Linked DNA regions of Homo sapiens: region 2 is linked to region 1. A link is a loop called in an ENCODE intact Hi-C map of the cell type or tissue named here. Cell type or tissue: CD4-positive, alpha-beta T cell. All regions are shown on one strand.

Region 1 (5,000 bases):
AGGTTTCTGGCTCTTAAGAAATATGGCCAATGCCTCAAAATGAAACATTCAAAGATTAACCAGACACTCTCACCTAATTGCAAATGCTGCCCCATAAAACACAGGCAACCAGTAGCACAAAGTAGTTCCGGATTAAATACCATCATTATTTTTTGAAGGTTTTAAGAATATGCTTCTAAAAGACTGTCGTTTTGAGCCGTTTCCTGCCTATTCCCTGCATGATAAAGTCAAAACCTCTCAGTCTGGCATTTAAGTCCTTCGGAGCAGGCCCCGTATCCTTCCCCAGCCTCCCCTGCCAGCATCTCCTTCCTCACGTTGACACTTCAGCCCTTGAGCTCCAGGAGGTATGATGACTTTGTTCACCTCCAGCTGTTCACCCTGCCCAAAATGCAACTTCCTATCTCATCTTTAGTACCAGGGTTTGTATCAATGCTTCAAAGCTCAGTTCTAACAGCTCTGAGCCCCAAGTAGTCTTCAATAACCAGCACCCCTAACCCCTCTGACCCCACCATGCCCTGGCTGGGCTGGATGTCCTCGGTGCTTTTGTGATACCTGCTGATCACTGCAGTACAGCCTGCTCAATGAGTGGAGACTGCTGGGCCCAGCTCTCTGCCACATCTGTGCATGAGGAAGTAAGCTCCCTGAAGGCAGGGGCCAGGTCTCTATAGGCAGGCTTATTAAAGGAAGAAAGGGAGAGAGGGAAGAAGGAAGGGAGACATTGCATTTGAAATTTGGAAACCCATAAAAATATGAAAAAGATGGAACATTTCCATGCAACCCTTCTTAGCAACACCAGAAGGGGTTGGAGGACAGGCAGCTGCTGTGCTTTTCCAACCTGCCTCTCTCCATGTGTCCTCATTCCTATCTGGAAGCAGGTTGGCAACAGGGGCAGGAAGTCCCACATTCTGGAAGCAGGGCTAATGTATTCATCATTTCATAACTGAGATCCTGGACTTATGCAGAAGCCAGAATAAAAGGTAGGATGTTTTACCGGCAAGAAAGGAGCTGTTCCTCACAGCTAGGTTATCCCTTGGTCTCCTGGTCTCTCCATTTTTTTCTCTTTTCTTTTCTGTCTTCCTATCTATGTCTCTTTAACAATCACCAGTCTCTCTCTCTCTTTCTCTGTCTCTCTCACACACATAGACCACAACAATTAACTGTGGGTGGTCCAGGCTGAAATTGTCCAAACCGTCACTAAACTAGGCATTGTGAAGGGACAAAGCTAAAAGCAGACAATGACTTCCCATCCAAAGGACAAGCTCTCCCTGCATGTGGCTCACAGATGATAGGCTAGAGGCTGGGGCTGAGCCTGAACCTGTGTCTCCAGGCCCCCACCCTTGCCCACAGCTGCCCAGGAAGACAAATTCCTGACAGTGCAATTTTCATCCACCTGGAGACCCTCCCCTGCTCCGCTGACACAAGGGGCCTTTGCACAGAGGAAACCAGGTTGAAGACTTAGGGAAAACAAGCAAAATCCAAAACAAACAACACGGAGCGGGTGCAACGTGTGCCAATTTGGGGGCCTGGTCTTTCCCATCCTTCTCATCCTTCTTGGTTCTACTGGGGGTGGCTTTGGGGCCACCCCATCACAGCTGCCTACTGATGCTTCTGTGCATAGAGACCTGGGTGGTAACAAGCAGGTGAAGGGTGCACACTGGTCATGGCGTGGAGGGGCTGACATGATGAGGAGAGGTCAGATATGTGTAGCCCTTCCTTACAACTGCTAGTCAGAATAATTCACTGTCCCTCCCACTGACTTCTTTATACAAAATTTTCCAGTAGCCAAAGAAGCTTGGGACAGAACCATCAACTATTCCTTTCAGGGCCTTTTCCTCAAAGGTCTGTCTTCCTTCCCTTCTGAGCTCCAGGGGTGATAGGACAGCCACTGAGGCTGCAGCTGGCCCCAGCTTCACATTCCCTTACATGGAGATACACAGAAGGCCAGAGAGGAAGACAGATATCCCCGAACATTGCAGATGTACTGAGTTAAGCAGTGTCCTTCCAGGGAAGAGACAGCATAAGGACAGAGAGCTCACTACCTGGTATAATGCAGAGTCCTGTAAGGAGCGAGGGACGCCCACCCCTGTCCTCACCCCTGACCTGCCAGGAATGCCCTTATGGACCAATGAATGGAGGGTGCGATGTGGCCAGACACCCAGGCCACACACATGGTGGACCCAGCCTTGCTGTCCAGAGGTGCCAAATCCCTTCCCCAAATCAGTCTGAGAAGAGCCCGCCGGCTCTTACCTCCTCCTGGCTGTTTTTCTTTCCTGTCCCAGTTTATTTTTTGTGCCCCTTGGACCTTCTACCTCTGAAACCATTTAATGAACTGCCCTGTACTATCTGAGCCTCCAGTAAAAACAAAAACAGACAAAAAACAAAACAAAACAGAAGTGCTTTTGGGTTTGATGCAGGTTGCTTTACCACTTCCTGTTTGAGGTTTATATCCATCTGCACCCACAGAGTCTCTAAGCAGAGCTGTGGTTCTAGACATAGCTGAGGTCTATGTGGCAGAGAGTGACAGCCCCACGGATGGTGTGGCTGGGCATGTGGAGTTTCTGCTGGCAAAGCATCACCACCAAATGACACTACTTTCCACCCTTCCGTAGGGCAAAGGTCTCCGGGGGACCTTGGTGAAGGCTTTATTTCAGAAAAAAAAAAAAATTTAAAAAAGAGCTTGCAGAACACAAACCCAGTAAGAAGGAAGTGTGGAGGGGCAGAATCAGTTTGCAGTTGGCACACATGGGGAGAAATGTGTGCCCAGAACCCGGAGTGTGGACAGAGCTAGTGTCCCCCAGGCTGGGTGCACCCAGGAGGGACAGGGGCAAGGCTGGGCCCTGCAAGCAGGAGGAATATAGGGAGAAAGGAGTGCTGGGAGGGACAGGGATCCCCTGATGCGCTGGGAGAGCAGCGCCCTGTGTCCCTTGGTGAGAAGTAAAAGAGAATCAGGAAGGAATGGGCTCCTCTCTTACCCTACAGGTGGTCTCTCCAGGTCAGGGTGGAGGCACATGGGCGGGGCAGGGTAGGGAAGGGCTCTCTGGCGCTGCCCACGCTGTACCTGCTCTATAGATAAATACAGGACTTTAGTGGCTAAGGCTGGTACTGCAGCACTTTGTTCAAGCATGAAAACATCCCCTACATTTCTTCTCTAGTTTTAAAAACAAAATAAAACAATAACAAAATCCCCCAATATAAAACACTGCTGCCTCCAGACAAGATGACTCAGGTAAATACTAACTAGAAACAACCTGCCCTCCCAATGGCCCAGTGTGACACTCCTGCCTCTAGGCTGTGAAAGGGAGGGCAGGCCCCAGGGTGCTGACCTCCTTGGGGGTCTCCTGGTGGCACCGGTTGCTGTTCCACCACAACTCCAGGGCAGCCACCAGGCAGGCCAGGAGCAGGCCAATGGCCAGGATGCAGAAGACCCCGGCGAAGCTGTGCAGCTTGAGGGATTTGCCGTCGGCCTGGGCGCTGGCATGGCTGGTGAGGTCACAGCGGCCCATGTGCGGCCACCACTTCTGCTTCAGCACATCCAGGTCCCCTGTGTCCTGCAGCTCCAGGATCCTGTAAGACACAATCAAGGTGAGCTATAGCCACTGACGTCATCAACTCAGCCACCGGGGCCCTGGCCCCTGCCCCACCATGCTGGCCCCACCACAGACAACATTGAGCCATCCTAGCAGCTTTCTGCCTTAGCTCTTCTCTTCCCAGTCTACTCTCCACACTGCAGGTAAAGTGTTATTCCCAAAACGCACATTAGGTTTTGTCACTCCCCTCCCCAACAGCCCCTCTGCCCTCTCCCACCCTATTCCACTGCCCAAGGATAAAGTCTAACAGCAAATCACATAAGGCCCATTACATGGATTCTGTGGCAAGAGCTCAAGATAAAACTAGGAAATAGACATGAAAGAGGCAAACATTTAGGTTGTGGATTTAGGATATTCCTGATCATGAAAATGCTTTCTTTTGAGCTTTCATTACTATATCCTAAGTCTCTCCCACTGGGATTCACCAAATTATTCTTACAGTCATTTGATTTGAGGATCTTCTGTGCTTTGCCTAGTATGATGTTCAGCACTACTAAGCTTATGGTCTAGAGATACAATCACTGACCCTAAAAAAATTAGCTCAATCAAAGTGCAGGCAGAGCTGTGATTTAAAAAAATGAATCAAAGTAGAGGTTCCAGGAAACACCACATGGTGAGTGCTGTCCACTGGAGGACTAGAGAAACCCTCACTAAGGAGCTAACATGTAAGGGGAAGCTTGAAGGATGACTAATTATAAAACAGCTCACATGGGTCTAGCATGTTCTAGTGCCAAGGAGTATCCTCCATGCTTGGCAAATAGTGTTGAATCCTCATTTGCATGCCAGTCCTTTGAGATGGTTATTCCTATTTTCCCATTTTACAGAGAAGGAAATCAAGGCACAGAGAGGTGAAATGTCTTGCCAAAAGTCATTATGAGGCTGCCAGGGTTGGCTTTCAACTTGGGGGAGGAAGAAACTTCCTAAGACTAAAACCCCATGTGAAAGTCATGTCTGGGGTAGCACTTAGCACATTTAAGAAGCAGAAAAATGGCCAGTGAGACTATTGGGTGATATGGGAGCAGGCATTAGGTGAGGACAGGGAAGAAGGCAGAGCCCAGAACACAGGCTCTGAGGGGGCATGAGAGGCAGTTTCGATTTCATCATGTGTGCAATGGTGGGACAACCCATGCTGCTTCTATACTCCCCATTGTGGTTTTCTTTGGTTGTGGTATTTTGTCTGTAACCCAGAAGTCTTAACAGAGAGCCAGTGGTAGCTGGTAGTACCCAGACCCCAAACACCCAAGCTTTCATTGGGGAGTGGAGCTCTTTAAGCCTGATCCATGGTGATATTTTCGACTGATATCATCAGTAGAGGTCCCTCTGAGTTCTCTGGGTATGTGTCGTTAGAGAGCAACAGTTGTTTATAGCCAGGAAAAATTCACTGCCCACTGGACAGTTGTGTGATCTCTACCC
Region 2 (5,000 bases), 800 kb after region 1:
AGCTCTTGTAAAACTTTCAGATAGTGGCTACCACTGTCCCTATAACAAACATAAACAGGTACTAAAACCAGGATGCTGAGTTCCACACCAGCGTGAGGAGTCCTCTGTGTTTCTAAGAACCAGGCTTCAGGAAATGCACGGGGATTGTGTGCAGTCTAAGAGACTAAAGCTGGGCTAAAAATATTTTATTGTCATTGTTAAGAAAGAGAAAAAAAAACCCTATCTTGGGTAACCCCAGGTTAGATAAATAAATCAGTCGCTTCTCTTGACACTTTCCCACTCCACCCGGCTTCTTCCTGGATTTCCCATTCCGGCTAAATCTTCATAAATCCAAAGCCTCCGTGCAAACGGAGGTGGAGCAAAACAGAAATAAATGTCAAAGACTGCACAGACAGCATGCATCAGCCTCTGACCCAGCAGATTATTTCAGGAAACACCCACAGTGCTCAGACAGGAAATTCTGTGCACTTCAGAGCTGTGAGCTCACAGATGCAGGGAGCATTGCTGTTACAGTCCAGACTAGAAGAATTGAGGTAAAGCATGGACTGGGCCCTTATCTGCTAGCTGTGATCCTTGGGAACTTGTAGGCCACAGTTCCCACAGCTGTAAAAGAGGAGTGACAATGAATGAGACAGGGCACATAAACCACCTAGTAGGTATTCAGTAGACATTGGCTCCCACTTGGAGCATGGTGCAACCCAGCCCTGCAGAAAGTTGGCCCTGTCCATCCACTTCATCAGCTGTCATGAAACCAGGCCTGGCCGGGCATCGTGGCTCACACCTGTAATCCCAACACTTTGGGAGACCAAAGCAGGAGGATCACTTGAGCCCAGGAGTTCAAGATCAGCCTGGGCAACATAGTGAGACCCCATCTCTACAAAAAGTAAAATGTTAGTCAGGCGTGGTGGTGCATGCGTGTAATTTCAGCTACTCAGGAGGCTGAGGTAGGAGGATTGCTTGAGCCCAGGGATGTTGAGGCTGCAGTGAGCTATGATCACACCACTGCACCCCAGCCTGGGTGACAGAGCAAGACTCTGTCTTAAAAAAAAAAAAAAAAGGAAATCAGGCCTTTGTGGGCTGTCTGCACCTGGCACTGTTCCTTGTAAAGAGGTTGGTTGTTCTTTTTTTTCCCCATGCCAAGCTGTATACACCTGTGGCTCACCCTTAGTACATTATATCACCGTACTCATCATTTGACCAGATAGAAGAAGATTTGATTAAAATGCCATCATGTTAATTTGCTGTGTATGAGACACCTACATGCTCCGCTATAAACAATTCATACACTTCCAGGCAGTGTCCAGAGTAAACCTGTTGTTTCTTTACAAACTTCACACTGCCTTGAAAATTAGGTAAGAGTTTGTCTGTTCACACATTATGAACTCTTGATGCATAGACCTGGAAACCCAAAATTGAAACATAAACTCTTCTGTAAGTATCTAAAAATTGAAGACAGTCCAGGCACGGTGGCTCACAAACTGTAATCCCAGCACTTTGGGAGGCAGAGGCAGGCAGATCACTTGAGGTCTGGAGTTCGAGACCAGCCTGACCAACATGGAGAAACCCCGTCTCTACTAGAAATACAAAAATTAGCCAGGCATAGTTGTGGGCACCTGTAATCCCAGCTACTCTACTCAAGAGGCTGAAACATGAGAATTGCTTGAACCCGGGAAGCAGAGGCTGCAGTGAACCAAGATCACACCACTGCACTCCAGCCTGGGCGACAAAGCCAGACTCCGTCTCTAAATAAATAAATAAATAATTGAAGACTGCCAGGCACATTCTAAGTGCTCAGTAAATGTTCACAATTAAAATTAAAAACATTCCTCAGAACATCATCCGGGGCTGGAGAGGTGTGATCAGGCAGTCGTTGGAACAGTAACAGGTGCTGAAGTAAGATGGTTTGCTTTACTCCATTTTAGTTTCTCTTGTGTATGGGTTCTCTGCGTCACTCTTACAACCCTAAAAATAAATGCTATATTTAATATTAGTCCACTTTAACTATTTCTGTCTGGACATGGTGGATTGTGCAGTAATTCATGCTTACCATTTCAGAAACTGTTCAGTGATCCAAAGGTTAAATGCAGGATGTGGTTTCTGCAGACTCTGGCATATATACAGCGCATGTTCAGTGCAGGCGAGCTATTTTTATGAAAGCTATGCTTAAATTTTCTCCTTGGATGACAGTAACATAAAACAGAAGAAGTTAGAGTAGCAATATGTGCTTATGTAATATTTGGTTTGTCTTGTTTTATTTTCCATGGGGTGCTATGTAAGTACAGTACTGACAACTATAGTACTGAAACCCTGCAAATTTACTTTTTATTATTTCAGTTTAGTTACCAAAAATTATGTGATGCATCACATGACCAATCATGCAAAAATTCGTGCTTAAGTGCCTCAGAAACTTCTCCATGGTCTAAAGGTTCAACTCAGGATGTGGTTTCCACCCCAAAGCCAGTCCCAGCTGCCACTCACTTTATTTTTTTCTTTTTTTTTTTTAAGAGTTGGGGTCTCCGCCGGGTGCAGTGGCTCACACCTGTAATCCCAGCATTTTGGGAGGCCGAGGTGGGCGGATCACCCAAGGTCAGGAGTTTGAGCCCAGCCTGGCCAACATGGTGAAACCCTGTTTCTACTAAAAATACAAAAATTAGCCGGGCATGGTGACGTGTGCCTGTAATCCCAGCTACTCGGGAGGCTGAGGCAGGAGAATCGCTTGATCCCAGGAGGCGGAGGTTGCAGTGAGCCAAGATGGCGCCATTGCACTCCAGCCTGGGCATCGCAGCGAGACCCCGTCTCAAAAAAAAAAAAAAAAGGAGCTGGGGTCTCGTTCTGTCACCCAGGCTGGAGTGCAGTGGCACAGTCATGGCTCACTGCAACCTCAACCTCCTGGGCTCGAGCAGTCCTCCTTCCTCAGCCTCCAAAGAAGTTGGGACTACAGGATCATGCCACCATGCCTGATTAAATCTTTTTTAAATTATTTTTTGAAGAGACAGGGTCTTGCTATCCTACCCAGGTTTGTCTCAAACTCTTAGCCTCAAGTGCTCCTCCTGCCTCAGCCACCCTAGCCTCTGGGATTTTAGACACAAGCCACTGTGCCTGGCCCCTCACTTTCCTTTTATGGCTTGAGTTTTATCTCTATCGAAGTAATAAGTGTGCTTATCTTTAAAAATCAAACGTTTTACAGTGAAAATGCTTACAATTAAAAATAATGGTCCCCTAGCTCTGCAGTTCCCCATTGAGCTCTGTTCCTGGGAAGCACCCACTTCCAGCCCTGGCACCTGCTTTTTTTCTGCCAGTTGATTTAACTCCATATTTTTATTTTATTATTATCATTATTTTTATTTTATTTTATTTTATTTTTGAGTCGGAGTCTCGCTCTGTTGCCCAGGCTGGAGTGCATTGGTGTGATCTCAGCTTACTGCAACCTCTGCCTCTCTTCAAGCAATTCTCCTGCCTCAGCCACCTGAGTAGCTGGGATTACAGGCGCCCGCCACCACAGCTGGCTAATTTTTGTATTTTTAGTAGAGACGGGGTTTCACCATGTTGGTCAGGCTGCTCTCGAACTCCTGATCTTGTGATCCACCTGCCTTGGCCTCCCAAAGTGCTAGGATTACAGTCATGAGCCACCGCGCCCGGCCTTAACTCCATTTTTTTTTTTTCAAGTTGGAGTCTCGCTCTGTTGCCCAGGCTGGAGTGCAGTGGCACAATCTCGGCTCACTGCAAGCTCCACCTCCCGGGTTCACGCCATTCTCCTGCCTCAGCCTCCAGAGTAGCTGGGACTACAGGTGCCCGCCACCACGCCCGGCTAATTTTTTGTATTTTTAGTAGAGACGGGGTTTCACCGTGTTAGCCAGGATGGTCTCGATCTCCTGACCTCGTGATCCTCCTGCCTCGGCCTCCTAAAGTGCTGGAATTACAGGTGTGAGCCACCAGCCCGGCCAACTCCATATTTTTAAACAATATGCTTATACTGCTCTTTCTTGACTTTTCCATTGACTGTCTGCCCTAGAAGACTGGAATTTTCCTCTCCTGTGCTGCACACATATCTCCCCAATAAAGCTCTATCACAAGTTTCGGTGAGATCAATACTCAGTATTCAACATTCATGATTACAGCTGTGTAAATATTACCCAGTGAGCCATTTATACTATACTATGATTGCATTTATTTTCTCATGAAACTTTATTTCCTCTAGGTTAATAATTTGCTTATTTTTCTAAGTATTTATCTTCCCTTCATCACAAGGTGCCAATTGACTCAAGAATTGATTCCTAGAACACTCAAACCCGTGAGGTCCATTCTCTTAATATATTTTTCTTTACTATGTCTCTCCTGAAATTCTCCTGCTTCTAATGTCTCTCTTGGAACTTTAAGTGGTTTCATCCTTGCTATGAGGAATCAGAATTTATTTTAGCAATTGGTTGAGATAAAAATAAAAAGTTATTTTGAGATAGTTTCAGTAGGACACTGAGTATTCAAACATGAATAAAACCAACTTCCTGCCCTCAACAAACTTTATCTGAACAGGAAAAACCATGAAACAGAAAAATTCGGGAATGCGTACACAGAGGCTACAGGAGTGGCCACCCAGGAAGGACAGCATGGGGTCTCGGAACCCCCAGCTGCTGTGGGAATCAAGCAGACCTGGTTTCAAATTCTGATCCTGCCTGCATGTGACCTCAGGTGGCTAACCCAGACTCACGACACGGGATTTATTTCTCTGTAAAATGCAGATACCACCCACCCATCCTCCTAGGATGCTGGAGAAATTATGTCAGAAGAGTTACGTGAAAGCACTCAGCACACGCCAGACCCTTGACATGGTCATGCCCTCCCAATCTCAACAGTTGAGTCCAGGAAAAAACTCCTCAAATAAAACCCCAAAAGCCACATACCTTAGGATTTGTGCTGATTTTTCATTTCATATTGCAATTGTCCTCCCCAAAATCACCTTAAATTTTTTTTTAAGCACTTTCTTTCTGTTGGTATCAATAGCA

Evidence for each region. A loop is a pair of places that touch in the nucleus more often than their neighbours do. Peaks named below come from ENCODE experiments on the same cell type or tissue, not always from the same donor. Only the 100,000 strongest peaks of a DNase experiment are listed, where the experiment ranks them.
Region 2: it touches region 1 in a loop (2.4-fold over the local background); 2 of 110 quality-filtered maps call a loop at or near these places.

What each region holds. Positions count from the first base shown.
Region 1 is chr10:85,610,084-85,615,083 of GRCh38, forward strand. GRID1 (glutamate ionotropic receptor delta type subunit 1) reads right to left here. Exons shown (of 16, transcript NM_017551.3): 15 at 3,324-3,564. Among named protein-coding and RNA genes, the nearest start is that of GRID1-AS2, 31 kb to the right of the region's middle. In CD4-positive, alpha-beta T cell, a CTCF peak has its summit at 3,037; DNase peaks (open chromatin) are centred at 2,488 and 3,048.
Region 2 is chr10:86,411,214-86,416,213 of GRCh38, forward strand. No RefSeq gene overlaps it. Among named protein-coding and RNA genes, the nearest start is that of GRID1, 47 kb to the left of the region's middle. RefSeq lists enhancers at 1,513-1,862, 2,863-2,912. In CD4-positive, alpha-beta T cell, no CTCF peak of the experiment used is centred here; DNase peaks (open chromatin) are centred at 448, 2,108 and 2,418; H3K4me3 peaks cover 1,191 bases; H3K27ac peaks cover 2,150 bases.